Linked DNA regions of Mus musculus: region 2 is linked to region 1. Evidence: chromatin contacts called from ENCODE Hi-C or POLR2A ChIA-PET data. All regions are on one chromosome and are shown on one strand. Each heading gives the region's core, a stretch centred on a gene start or an enhancer-like site at or near the end of the contact. The rest is flanking DNA. Distances are from core to core; before and after follow the strand shown. Region 1 holds the start of Skap2 (src family associated phosphoprotein 2). Region 2 holds the start of 5730596B20Rik (RIKEN cDNA 5730596B20 gene).

Region 1 (6,116 bases), core at 1,945-4,444:
CATCATCCTAATGCAACTAAAGTATGAAAAGTACTATTTGATTTCTCTACTAATTTTTGCTATGAAAACAAGAGAAACAGGAACAATTTCTTTCAGCCTCTCTTTATTTCTCTTTCCATCTTACAATCAATCCAGTAACTTTAATAATAAACAGTAGAAATCATGGCATATACAAAACATTGCCTAAGCGAATACATCATGAGCCTGTGTCTCAGAATGGTTTGCTAGAGGAAGTGTGTTTCATTAAAAAAGTCCATTTTCTGGTATTGCCTTTTTGATTTGGACTCCTAGATGCTCTACATTTAAGGCAATCTTAATATTTTTTTGTCTCTTGCTAACAAGAGTGATCTGTCATAATGAGCAGAGCAGACACTGCCCATTTGATCTACTCGAGAGAGCTGTCTATTTGATACAGAGCAAATCACCTCAATTCCTTTGTGGAATGAATGGAGTACAAATAAAAAAGACAGAAGAATAAAAATAAATGTAGTCAGTTCTTTCTGAAGGCAACAAAGTATTGAAACATTTAGAGCCTCTTAATAAAACATGTGAGAAGACAGAACATTCTGTAGGACAAGACTAAAGGAAGGGATAATCCTTCCTAACACAGACTGCCTATGCAATAGTTTCTTATTTAGAAAAGTGGATTAGCTTGTAGTTTATTAACAGTTCTTAATTCTTTCAAGTCGGAAGAATGAAATTCATTTTTAACTCCACAAGAGAGAATTCTAATTTTCAGCACTCTTTTTTTTTTCTAATAACTTATCACATTGCTCATCTGGGTAGGGACTTTGGATTCCATTTTGATTAAACAGACACTTTGGAGATGTCTTTTTTGTTATCATTATGCATGTTTTACTTATTAAGCTTTTGTTTTTGCTGTTTTGTAAGATATAGGTACCTATAGATTTCAATTTTCCTTTTTAAAATCAATGTTTTATATCATCTCTTTGAGAATGACATAAATGTCATAGTACAATCTGAAAAACACAGGTATGTACTCACTTGGTACTGCTAACTGTACATGCTAAGCACATGCTCTGATGCTCTGTGCTGTCCCCCAGCCCTGACACTTTTTGATGAAATATTAATAGAACTATTTTATTCTAGTTGAAGATGACACTTATTACAAATTTTACTTTGTTAAGAGTTAGGAAACAGTAGTAATATAGTTCTCAAAACCAAAATTAAATTAAATGCTGTTTTCCATTTAATCCGAATTTCTTTGGTAGGACTTTAGGCTCCACATTTTAGTAGCTTCTCTCTGTGATTCTAAGGCCGACTAAAGTATAAAGAACATTGGTCTAAAGAAAGCTGGAGGGGAAAAAAAAGCTGGGATAGTGGCACATGCCTTTAATCTCAGCACTCATTGAGGTAAAAGCAGGTGGTGCTCTGTGAGTTCAAGGACAGCCTGGTCTAGTGAGTTCTAAGACAGAGAGACCCTGTCTTGAAAACAAAACAATAAATAGATAAATGGAGAAGAAGAGGAAGAGGAAGAGGGGGAGAGGGAGAAGAACAAGAAGAAGAAGGAGGAGGAGAAAGCTGCAGGGTACATGTGTTGGCATTTAGTCTAGGCTCCGCCTCACAGTTAGCTGGCAACAGTCAGGTGTGCCTGACTCACTATAAAAGGGGCTGCTTGCCCCCCTTCTCTCTCCCTCTCTCTCTTGCTCCCTTCTCTTCTATTGCTCCTGCTCCTTACCCTCTCTCTCCATGCCCCTCCCTGTGCTCTCCACATGCTTATTGCCTGCCTCTCCTCCCCTCCCCTCCCCTCCCCTCTCCTCTCCTCTCCTCTCCTCTCCTCTCCTCTCCTCTCCTTTCCTCTCCTGTCTTCTCCCCTCCTCTCCCCCTCTCTCTGCTTTTCTCTGTCTCCACTCAATTCCCCTCCCCATGCCCAAAATATTCTATACTATACTTTCCTGTGCTGGTATCTCAGCATGTCTCACAGAGACACCCCCTTCCCCCACACCATACTGTGCCTCCTACAAACATACTCCTGATTGGAGCTTTGACACAACATTCTGAGCACAACTTAGGAGAAATAAGAACAAACAAACCACTGTTTGTTTCTACCAATGTAGGTAGGTGATATTCAGATGTCATTTTGAAAATGATGTGCCTGGCAAAGGAAAGTGGAAGGTGCAACTTGATGTGTATCATTAGCCACCTTTCCAAGCATATTTTTAACTAAATACACACTTTACATTCAAAATGTTTTCCCTTGTCAGTTCCTCTCTGAAGACTCGTATCATCCTCTTTTGTATTTAAGTAGCTCTGGTAGCGTCATCTACATGACAAATATGTCTACACAGTAGGTTTTAATGGATTGTAAAGGTTGATGGCACTTGAATGTAATTATCATTTCTACACACACACACACACACACACACCACCCATTTTAAAGACTAAAGGACCCAGAACTTTTTGGATTTTAAGTGTAAACGTGTAATATTGAAAGACTCAACCTTTGCTGACTAGATTGAAGTAAATTTTATATTTTCCCTGTTCTAACCACTATTTGCAATTAAAAAATACTTAGAGCGGGCAACGGTACAGGTGGCTTTCTGGCACATTTCAGGTGCCTGACCCTAAAAGGATATTATCTAGAACTAATTCCGTCAGAGCGAGAGAAATCAACCACACCAAGAATAAGTAGGAAAGTAATGTCAGCGCCAATCAGAACGCTCCGCCGTTTTAGGACTAAGACTCTCAGGAAGGATTGGCGGAAAATGGGACTCCGTTACCTTCATCTAGTGGGACAAAGAAAGCCATGCTAGTTGGGGGGTAATGGTAGAAACTTCTTGGTGGGTTACCAGACGGGGGTTTAAACCTTGGTGGAAAAGACCAGTATTTAGATGACCCCTTAAAGGGAAAGTGCGTAAGCCTTGCGGAGGCTTTATTTTCCGGAATCCTGGAGAAAGAGAGGTGTGGCTGACATACCAGTAACGAAAATGGCGCGGACGAGCTTCAAGGGCCGGTCAGGTGACACAGCTCCAATTCGCTCCCTTCCTTCGGAGGCCTCGCCTCCTGCTCGCTTCCGCGTATGGGCGTGGCCTTCCCGGCTGTGTGTGGGCGTGGTCTACCCGGAGGCGCTTTCTTCGGACAGTCAGAAAGCAAGGTCTACGCAAGCGCAGTCAGGTTTTAAGGCCGGTCTCCCCGCCCCTTCACCCATAGCCCCGCCCAATTCTCCCGGGCGGGGAGGGGGCAGGGCCCGGCGTCCAGCGACCGCTGGCTGGAGAGCTAGTGACTTCCTTGTTGGCAGTCTCGGACGGGCCGTGTCCGGAGTCGTAGCCTCTCGGTGCTTACTCGGACCGCTATTGCGAGTCTAGGTCCAAGCCATTATCATGCCCAACCCCAGCTGTACCTCTTCTCCCGGCCCTCTCCCTGAGGAAATTAGGAACCTGTTGGCAGGTAAAGAGCGGGAAGGGGGCGGTGACGCTAGGGGCGGGGGCGCGGGGACGGCGAGCCGACAGGGACAGAAGCGCTTAGCCCTCACCCTATGCGGACGGTGGGGGGCGGGCCGTATAGGGGGACTGGGATGTCGGGACTAGAAGGGAGTGGGCGTGTATGCTGAAATGTGCTGATCCTCCCTGGACAGCCGGACAGTTATGCGTTTCATGAAGACCGGAATGTGAGGGCGGGAGATGGACAGCAAATGTTGATGAATGCATGTTTGAGAACTGCGAAAGCAGAAGTCCAAGCACTAGGTCCTGCCTGGGTGGCCTGGCCAGTAAGGATGCAGGTGCATCTGCAGGGCCGCAGGTGTTGGGAGTTAGGAGGCCAAAAGGCACTATTTCCAACCCCACCCCCATTTTCTTGAACAGTCAGGCCAAACATGTTTATAGTTTTGAAGGGTGCCCGATTTTCAAATAGCCACTATTTCTAAAGCCTCAGTAACTATTAAAAGTGAAAAAGGAAGGCTGTGTTAAAACTCCTACTTCCTGTATCATGTGATCAAGGAACTTCATCTTTGCAACCTCATCTTCCCCTTTTTGGTTTTACATTCCCATTTATAGGAACTTACTTGTAGGAGTTGAAATGCGGTTCCTCAGTTCCTCAGTTAGGTCAGTAATGTCTGGAGGTGTGTAGTTCCACTAAGCATCAAGAAAAGCTCGATAGTTCTGCACAAAATAAAAAATACATCTTTTTAGAGTATCACAAGTCTCACCTATCCTGATGGTCTTAGATACCACCATATACTTTGTCTTGTAGATGCTAACATCTGGAAATGGAATAATTTTAGTTTGGTTGTCTCTAAAACATTCCTTTCAATATAGATCATGGATTAAAAAGTTTCGCTTAGATGCCTGTGCTGTTAACTGTGTGTTTTAATCGTTAAAAACAATGTCCTCTAAAAGGTACATTTGAACTAGTAAGTTACAGTTGCAACAGTATGAGACCAAGCATCATAGAATACCTTGTTAAGCTGTTGGGTTGTTTGCATTATGTGTGGATGGAGACTTGTGTTTGTATGAACATGATGCAGGGTGAGGGTGTGCTATGTCACTCTGAGAAATGCTTCTCATCATTCATGGATAGCACTAAGAGAAATGATGAAAGAACTGTCGATGCTGATTTAAGGAAATGTTTTAGTTTCTTATATGAGAGCTTAGAGGAGTACCAGTTTGGTCTCATTACAGTTAACATTTTATGGGGTGGCGGGAGGGGCAATGCAGGAATTGCATGTTTAGAAAAATATCTTAATAATTAGATCAGAAAAATGTTTTGTTCCAGAAATGTCATCGTTTTTAGGTTGTCCATATTTGTAATTAAAAAAAATAACAACCCGGTTTTGCTTCTAAAGCTTGGACCCACAGTCACTCTTCCAACATCCTATGTTGTATGACTACAACAGCCGTCACCCACTGACCCTCACAGATTACAGACTGTTTTCGCTCTCTCCTGTATCCTGTAAAGAGAGCAGGATTATACATTTACCTGCTAATCCTAACTTCCTGTGTAGTTCTGCCATCTTTTAAATTAGAGGTTGGACTAGCATAATGTTTGAAATTAGTTTTTTCTAAAATACATGAGGGATTAGAAACAAATATCAAAATAATAACTTTGCAGATTACAAGTTAGCTTTACATTTTATTCTTAGGAGATGTTTTTAGCTCGTGGGTGTGATCTATGGTAAAGGAATAGAGGAAAGTGAGCTAGTCTTCATGGCTTAAAACAACGTTAAACAAGCTTTCAAAGAAAGTTGTTAAGATTTTTTGTGTAATTAACATCCTTAGAGGCTCTCAGTAGTCACTTGTCCCTTGAATCTTCTGGGGAGGCAGGATGACGGCAAGTCCATCACTCAGGTGTTCTTGGGAGAAAGTGCATGGTACAATTTAGAAGTATAAAGTTATAACAAAGTGATTGCATTGACTTGGATTTTAGAGGTATTGCTGTCATAGCTCTATGGTATATAGATATAAAGATAGTGCGTTCTTTTTTAAATTGAAGAAGAGATATGGATCCTGGTAGCTGTAAGCAGTCAAGGCTCTTAAAATGCATGGCACAGTGTGAATTAGTTAGAAACCAACCTTTACAGGAGTTTCAAGTCCTTTGCTTTTACAAGAAAGAAAATAATCTCACTTTATGTTTCCTATGCTCGTCATGTAAATCATCAGATGCCACACAAGTGTTTGCTGAGATAGGTGCTCAAATTTATGGTTTTTTGTAATCATGATTTTTCTTTGTCATTGTTTGGCTTTTTGATTACAGTAGCTTTTCACTACCATTTCAATATTTGTCCTCTTTTCATGCCTTTCCTTTAAAAAAGTAACTGAATGGAAATGCAAAAATAAAGTTACTACTCCCAACTCTTAGTTAGTAATATCCTTGAAAGAATGACAGTATAATAGTTTGAACAGTTATATTTTTTATGGAATCAATGTACTAAAAATTAAATGCCTTTATTTTTTTAAAAAATAAATGTTAAATTATTCCTTTTTAGTACAGTTTATATAAAATTTTGTTGAATCAACCTTTGACACCCCCCACTCTCAAACAATGAAAGAACAGGTTTATCCTGGATAATTCAAACCAAAGGATAGCCCCAAGCCTTGGCCATTTAATCTTACCTTATACCCAAATATTTTGACTAGAACTAATAGCAAGCATGGCCTTGA
Region 2 (5,940 bases), core at 699-3,198, 160 kb before region 1:
GGGGCTTAGTTTGAGCTCCCACCAGTGTTTTTGGGTTGGGTGCTTTCTGTACACCCTAAGCCAGCCTGGAGAGTTAAAGAACTGGCCTATGTGCCCAAGATTGGAGGGAATTCTGTAGCTGTAGTCCTTAGCAAGCAGAGACAACATTTCTCTGGCTTTATATCCCCTGAAAGGGAGCTATTGCCTGTATGGAGGGAGATTAGTTAAACTGCTCCGCTCCAAAATATTGGCCAGGCTGGGGCTAATTGGGCTTTGGGGACCTTCTGCTCCTGGGAAGAGTGAAAGTCTTTGGAAAGGTGAAAGAAATTAGTCTTTACTTTGCTCCTTGAAGCAGATAAAGAGATCCCTGTGAGGAGTTAGGAATCAAATTTGCCTTCTTTAGTTAAAAAAAAATATTCATATTCCTTTATTTAAAAAATTCAAACCAGGCTTCTCCGACTTGAGTGAGATTTACTTCCCCAGGCAGGGTGGATTCTGCCCTCCCTCGTGCAGACCTCGGTGGTAACTGTGCTTAACTGAGGCTGTTTGAGTGCTCTAAAACACCCCTTGGAAATAAAATGTAAGCTTTAATTGCTGTTCAATTACTTGTCAGCATTTCATATGATTTATGACCCAGTTCTGGTGCATTTTTGACCCAGTTAAAGACTCATAAATAATATAGTTTCACTAGAAAGAAGGAGAAATGGAGTAAAGGTTTGTTAGAGGCATCTTTTTATTGTGGCTTCAGTGCCGACAAGAGAATAAATATCTAACAACAGACTCTCCAGCCTGGTTCTGTATAAAAAGCATGCACAGTAAGAAGCCAATAACTGCTTTCATAGAGCACAGTTGGCTTTTTCTCTCCCCTCCCAGGAAAGAGCTAAAGCCACCCAGGTTATGGCCAAACGATTAGCTATTAGAAAGACTGGTCCCCTGGACTCTCAAAGTTCCATCCTCATCTTCATAGGCCAGCATATTTCCTCAATACCTTCCCTCCCCATCTTTGGATTTTAACGATACTTCTTGCCAAAAGTTACTCCTCACCTTCCTCCCTGGCTTGCACAGAGAGTCTTGGAGCGGTGAGCCCCCTCAGAGATGGGCAGGACACCCCTTGAATGGCAGAAAGGTTCCATCAGGCACCCCGTTGCTACAAGTACTCTTCTGTGCCTTAGAAAACGCTTCTTCTGGTCACTCTGGAAATCACGGGACTTAGAAAAGATGGGGAAGCCCACGGATGCTGAGCAAAGAAAAGCTTGGTGGTTTGGGAGAGGCTGTGGAACTGCGGGATTCGCCTGGAAAGCGGCAGTGAGCAATTTCTAGAAATGGATATCAAATAGCAGCGAATCTTCGATCACAACCCAGTAACAAGCCAACAAAACCTTGCTATTATAAATTATTAATTTTAACAATCTCGCCTATGCTTGCTTCAAAGCCAGCCTTTTGGATTTCAGATGAGCCGCGGGTACCCGCAATCTATGTGCCAGGACGCCAGACCCGCTTATTGAAATCAGAGCTCTATTTTGCCGGCTGGGACCCACCGCCCAGAGCCACCTAGGTGCTAGTCGAGGGCGCACGGAGCTGAGCTCTCCCGCGGCTCCTGCACTTCCTTCGGTCCGGCCTGGTCTTGGCACTCGGGCTGCTTGATTTGGTGGTGCAAGAAAGGTATGCGTTGCATACGCCCTAGCCCTTTGCTCCAACGCTCTCAGCCCCCTTGGCTCAGACAGTCCACTCCTAGGTCTGGTTCTCACGGCCTTCCCTGCAGCTGGCTTAGCTGAGAAGGCGGTGAGAGTCGCGTCAGCAGTTTGGAGGAGAAAGTGCGGGTTGATTATTGACCCACGCCTTCTTTCTTCAAATGCCACATCCGACCCTGAGGGTTTGAAGAGAAAAAGCGGCCGAGCGGATTTTGCGGCCGGCTCTCACCTCCTACACGTCCCGGGCTCTTCCCTTTCAAGTTGCGCCGCTGCAATCTGCCATAAGGAGCAAGTGTTTGCTGTTTTGTGCTCTGTTTACAGCTTTGGGGAGCCGAGTCATAAATCTTGCCCAGCCATAAATGACAAAAACCATTGGTATGCATGAGGCCACCCTGGCCCGGAGTGCTTTTTTGATTTCTCCCTTTCCCCCCTGGCTTTGTTTTTGCTCTAAGGTGACACTTTGGCTCCCTGACAGTTTAAACATACTACTTATATTTTTAACACCTTCCTTTGAGAGGGACCCTCGTTGACGCCTCGGAATTGCACGAAAGCTCCTTTTCTCTCTTCTCCGCCCCCCCCCCCCCCCGTGCTTTGGAGGAGTTTGTTTCTGAAGCTGGGAAGCTGAACGGGGCATTGGGAACGACCCCATCCTCTTTAACGTTGTGGCATATTACCAAGCAAATGTAGGCTTTTCCTCAACCAAGCAAAAGGAAGGCCATTCAACTAATTAGAGGGTGAAATATCCCGGATGTCCATTTGTGTTGGTTCCTTAGCTATCTTCCTCATGGACTACCTGCTTCCGTGCCCGCCGGTACTGTGCAATGGGTACACAAGAGGTGGAGACTTAAGTTTCTGAATATCTTTGTGTGTGCCTGAGCCCACAAAGGTTCATTTTACTGTAGGGACAGTTGTCCATCTCCCTGGGATACTTCCTTCCGTTAAGCCTAGAAATTTAACCAAAGGCAGTTGAATTGCATTTGGGAGGTGTCTGGAAATAGGCCCTACACCACAGGGACTGGCTTTAGGGTGTCTGTATTGGGAGCGGCAGGTGAAGAAAACTGCCCAAAGTCAGGGCAACTCATTTCTTCTTCTCTTCTTTCCCCACCCCCCACCCCATGAAAATGTCCATGGCAGGGAATTGCGTGGTTTCTCAGACAGATTCTTAAAAAATAGAACCCCACAAGAGAGCCCCTTTGTGAAAGCCGTTTGTCCTCATTAGCATAATTTTCCTGGACTTTAGTGACGCCTAGGAAGGAGAGGGAGGGCGTGGGGTGGGGGAGGCCGCCCTCCTCCCGCTGCCGCGGAGCTCGCTCTGCTCCTGTTCCTCCCCTCGCCTCAGCCCCATCCCCCCACGCCGGCGCTTCCCTAGCCGCTCTGCTCTCCCCTCCCGCCCGCCCCGGCACCCCTTACCGCACCCCCCGACCGACCCCTGCTCGGCGCAGTATTCATAAGAAACATACCCAAGTCGGTGCCACTAGCCCCGCGGAGCCCGGCCGCGCCAGCGCTTATCTGGGGCCGCGGCCGCGGGTAGGGCGGGGGCGGGCGTGGGGGAGGGGAGGGGAGGGGAGGGGGTCCAGCCGCCCCAGTCCGCCGGGGGCCAGCCGCCGGAGCAGCCAGCGGTCCGGCTCTCCGCCGAGTCCCGGCCTTGGGGTCTCCCGCCCGCACGCCCGCACGCCCGCACGCCCGCACGCCCGCCCGCACGCCGGCTCGGCGGATGCTGAGGGTCGGTGGCATCCCGCGCCGAGGGGACCCGGGGCCGCAGCCTGAGCCCGAGCCCGCGGCGGCCGTCAGAAGTTAAGGTAAGCGGGGCCACTACCGGCCGCTCTCAGCGTTGAATGGTGGAGTGTATGTCTCAGTGATTTATGGCTGCAGACTTAAATCTCGGTTCAAGAAGAGTTCACAAGCCGGAGCTTCCTCGCCGGCAGTGACTGATACCCTCACACTTCAGTTCAGGCCGCGCTCCCATCCCCGCCCCCACTCTCCCCTCTTCCCTAGCCCAGCATCAACTTTTCTGGGTTGGTGAGAGATAGAGAGAGGAGTGGAGTGGGAACCGGGGCTTCTATCTCGACGTCCCCTTTCAAACTCGGGTGAGGGGAGGAGAGGGAGCAGAGACTGAAGGTGTCGAATTTGGGCATACCTTGTGGTGTAGAGACAACAGGGCTTCTTGCATCCTGTTCTCAGTTCAGCCTCCTCAACTCGCTTCAGCTCTTGCACCTGGAGGTTATTGTCCAGGAACAGAGCGTCGGGAAGGAATCTCCCTCCACCCTCAGCCCTTGCTTAGGGGGACAAAGCAAAGTTTCCTGGCTGGCAAATCTCCAACTTATTTACTAGATTGAAACTTTGGGGGCTGGAGGGGGCGGGTTGTGTGGACTCCAAGGTGATTGCGGACCTCAAACAATGGGATCTCTGAGCTGAATTCATATTTTAAGTTTGTGGACGCTGCCCTAGGCACTTTGATTTTTAAAGATATTTTTTGTTATTTTTACAAGACCATGTACAGTACAATGGAAAAAGGCTTAAGCAAGCTGTATGCTGGTATAGCCTGTGCTAATGGCTCAGAAAGTCACTAGAAATACCGCATGCTCAAAATCAACTTCATTTTGTTTACCTAATATTTTGCTGTTCAAATGTCTAGAGTAATTTTCTTAACCCGACGTTTACCTTAATTAAGCTTGGTACCTCAAAAATTTATAATGACAGACATTAATGCTGCCAAATGTAATGGGAACTGTTTTCAGTGTAAGAACTAGAAAAGTAGACATTAAGTTGTAATTCACTCTTAAATTTTATTTTACCCTTTATTTACTTTTCATGCTGTTATCTGTAACTTCCTAGATATTTCCAAAAGGGAAACAACACTCAGGCTTCATGACCATACACAATAATTCTGGATAAGTGTTGCTGTAATTTTTATTGAGGTTCTGGAAAGTTAATTGTGCCTGTTTTCCAGATGTTGATCAGATTGTTGGTTTAATGATGAAATCTAAGGGGGTTCATTATTAAGAACAAAATTGTAATCGCCCATTGGTGGATGCTTGATACACACACACACACACACACACACACACACACACACACACACACATATTCCTGGTTGACAGCTGGTACTTCTAGAAAAGTTGGATAACTCTGGGATTGAATGGCCATAGTTAGGGCTTTGAAATGTTAAACATTATCTACATAGATTTATTGTTATAGCTTTTTTAATGGTCAGAGGGACTAGCATTCTGAATGTGTGTCTGGGTGTGAACATGTAAGACTTCCAAGGAACTTTTCTTGCTGAGAATTAGAAATTTACCATGCAGAAGTTGAAAACCAGGAGAACACAGATTTCATTTCTATAAAGTATTTTTTAAATAAGAGACTTTTAGGGTTTTTTAAAAAGATGTTTTTCTTTACTTAGTATTTCTGAAGCAGGAAAATGGACCAAATAACAAATATGACCAACAAAAGTATACAAAGATCAGGGAAGTCTGGCAGGAGTTTATGGTTTGTGCTTCCATGCCTCCTCTGGAGCCAAATGACCCCCATACATCAAATTACATAGCAGTTTCTAAGACAGAACCTATTATCGTTAAGTTGGAAGGAGAGTTCAAGCCGTGGTCATGGAGATGAACGCCGGTTTTTCAGGTTCCTGGTGGGTTGTTTTTTTTCTCTAATCCATCATGTTTTAACAGGTAGGATTTTGATAGTTGCCCAGAATAGCAGCACCTCAGAAAATCCAAGGCAGGAGACTTCAAGACAGGGAACCTCCTATAACTTTGAAAAAGAGGTTGGAGTGGCTTGTTTCAAATTGCCTGAAAAACAGGATGGGAGAAAATGTATAGAAAGTTACAAGATTTGAGTTGTGACTTGAGGGTGGAGTTGGGAAGACCCCCCCCCCCCCACACACACACACAGTGAGAGAGAGAGAGAGAGAGAGAGAGAGAGAGAGAGAGAGAGAGAGAGAGAGAAACTTCTTCAAAAGTTTTCTCTTCCACACTCTTCTTGACCTTATAGGGTTCATTTGGAGGCGGTTGGTCCTCTTCCCTGAACTAGAACAGGCTAACTGTCTAACAAACTCAGCTTCCAAACTCCATCATGATCCGATAGGGTAGTTGCCTGTGTGTGTGTGTGTGTGTGTGTGTGTGTGTGTGTGTGTGTGTGTGTGTGTGCAAACCTCCTTTGAGAGTTCCAGGCAAAGGCTGGCTAGGAAGGAAGTCTGACCATCATAGATCTTTGAGGCAAATATGAATCCTTATGGGAGGATTGGAGAAAAAATGACGACCCT

Evidence for each region. Hi-C counts contacts between places; a loop is a spot of excess contacts on that map. ChIA-PET counts read pairs that join two places held with the same protein, here RNA polymerase II (POLR2A).
Region 2: POLR2A ChIA-PET joins it to region 1 with 63 read pairs in Patski. The contact joins the promoter of 5730596B20Rik here to the promoter of Skap2 in region 1. A Hi-C loop is called at or near these places in 4 of 37 maps with a recorded cell type or tissue (adrenal gland, heart and left cerebral cortex). POLR2A ChIA-PET finds 5 or more read pairs at or near these places in 2 of 5 experiments (Patski and embryonic stem cell).

What each region holds. Positions count from the first base shown.
Region 1 is chr6:52,009,627-52,015,742 of GRCm38, reverse strand. Skap2 (src family associated phosphoprotein 2) reads left to right here and starts at 3,194. Exons shown (of 13, transcript NM_018773.2): 1 at 3,194-3,408. The coding sequence starts at 3,342.
Region 2 is chr6:52,173,163-52,179,102 of GRCm38, reverse strand. It overlaps 5730596B20Rik (RIKEN cDNA 5730596B20 gene), which reads right to left and starts at 1,948. Exons shown (of 1, transcript NR_163848.1): 1 at 1-1,948. The region is part of intron 3 of Hoxa3 (homeobox A3); the gene reads left to right. It overlaps LOC115490409 (a long non-coding RNA gene), which reads right to left and starts at 3,924. Exons shown (of 2, transcript NR_168044.1): 1 at 3,808-3,924. Gm15050 (predicted gene 15050) reads right to left here. Exons shown (of 2, transcript NR_152256.1): 2 at 5,044-5,467.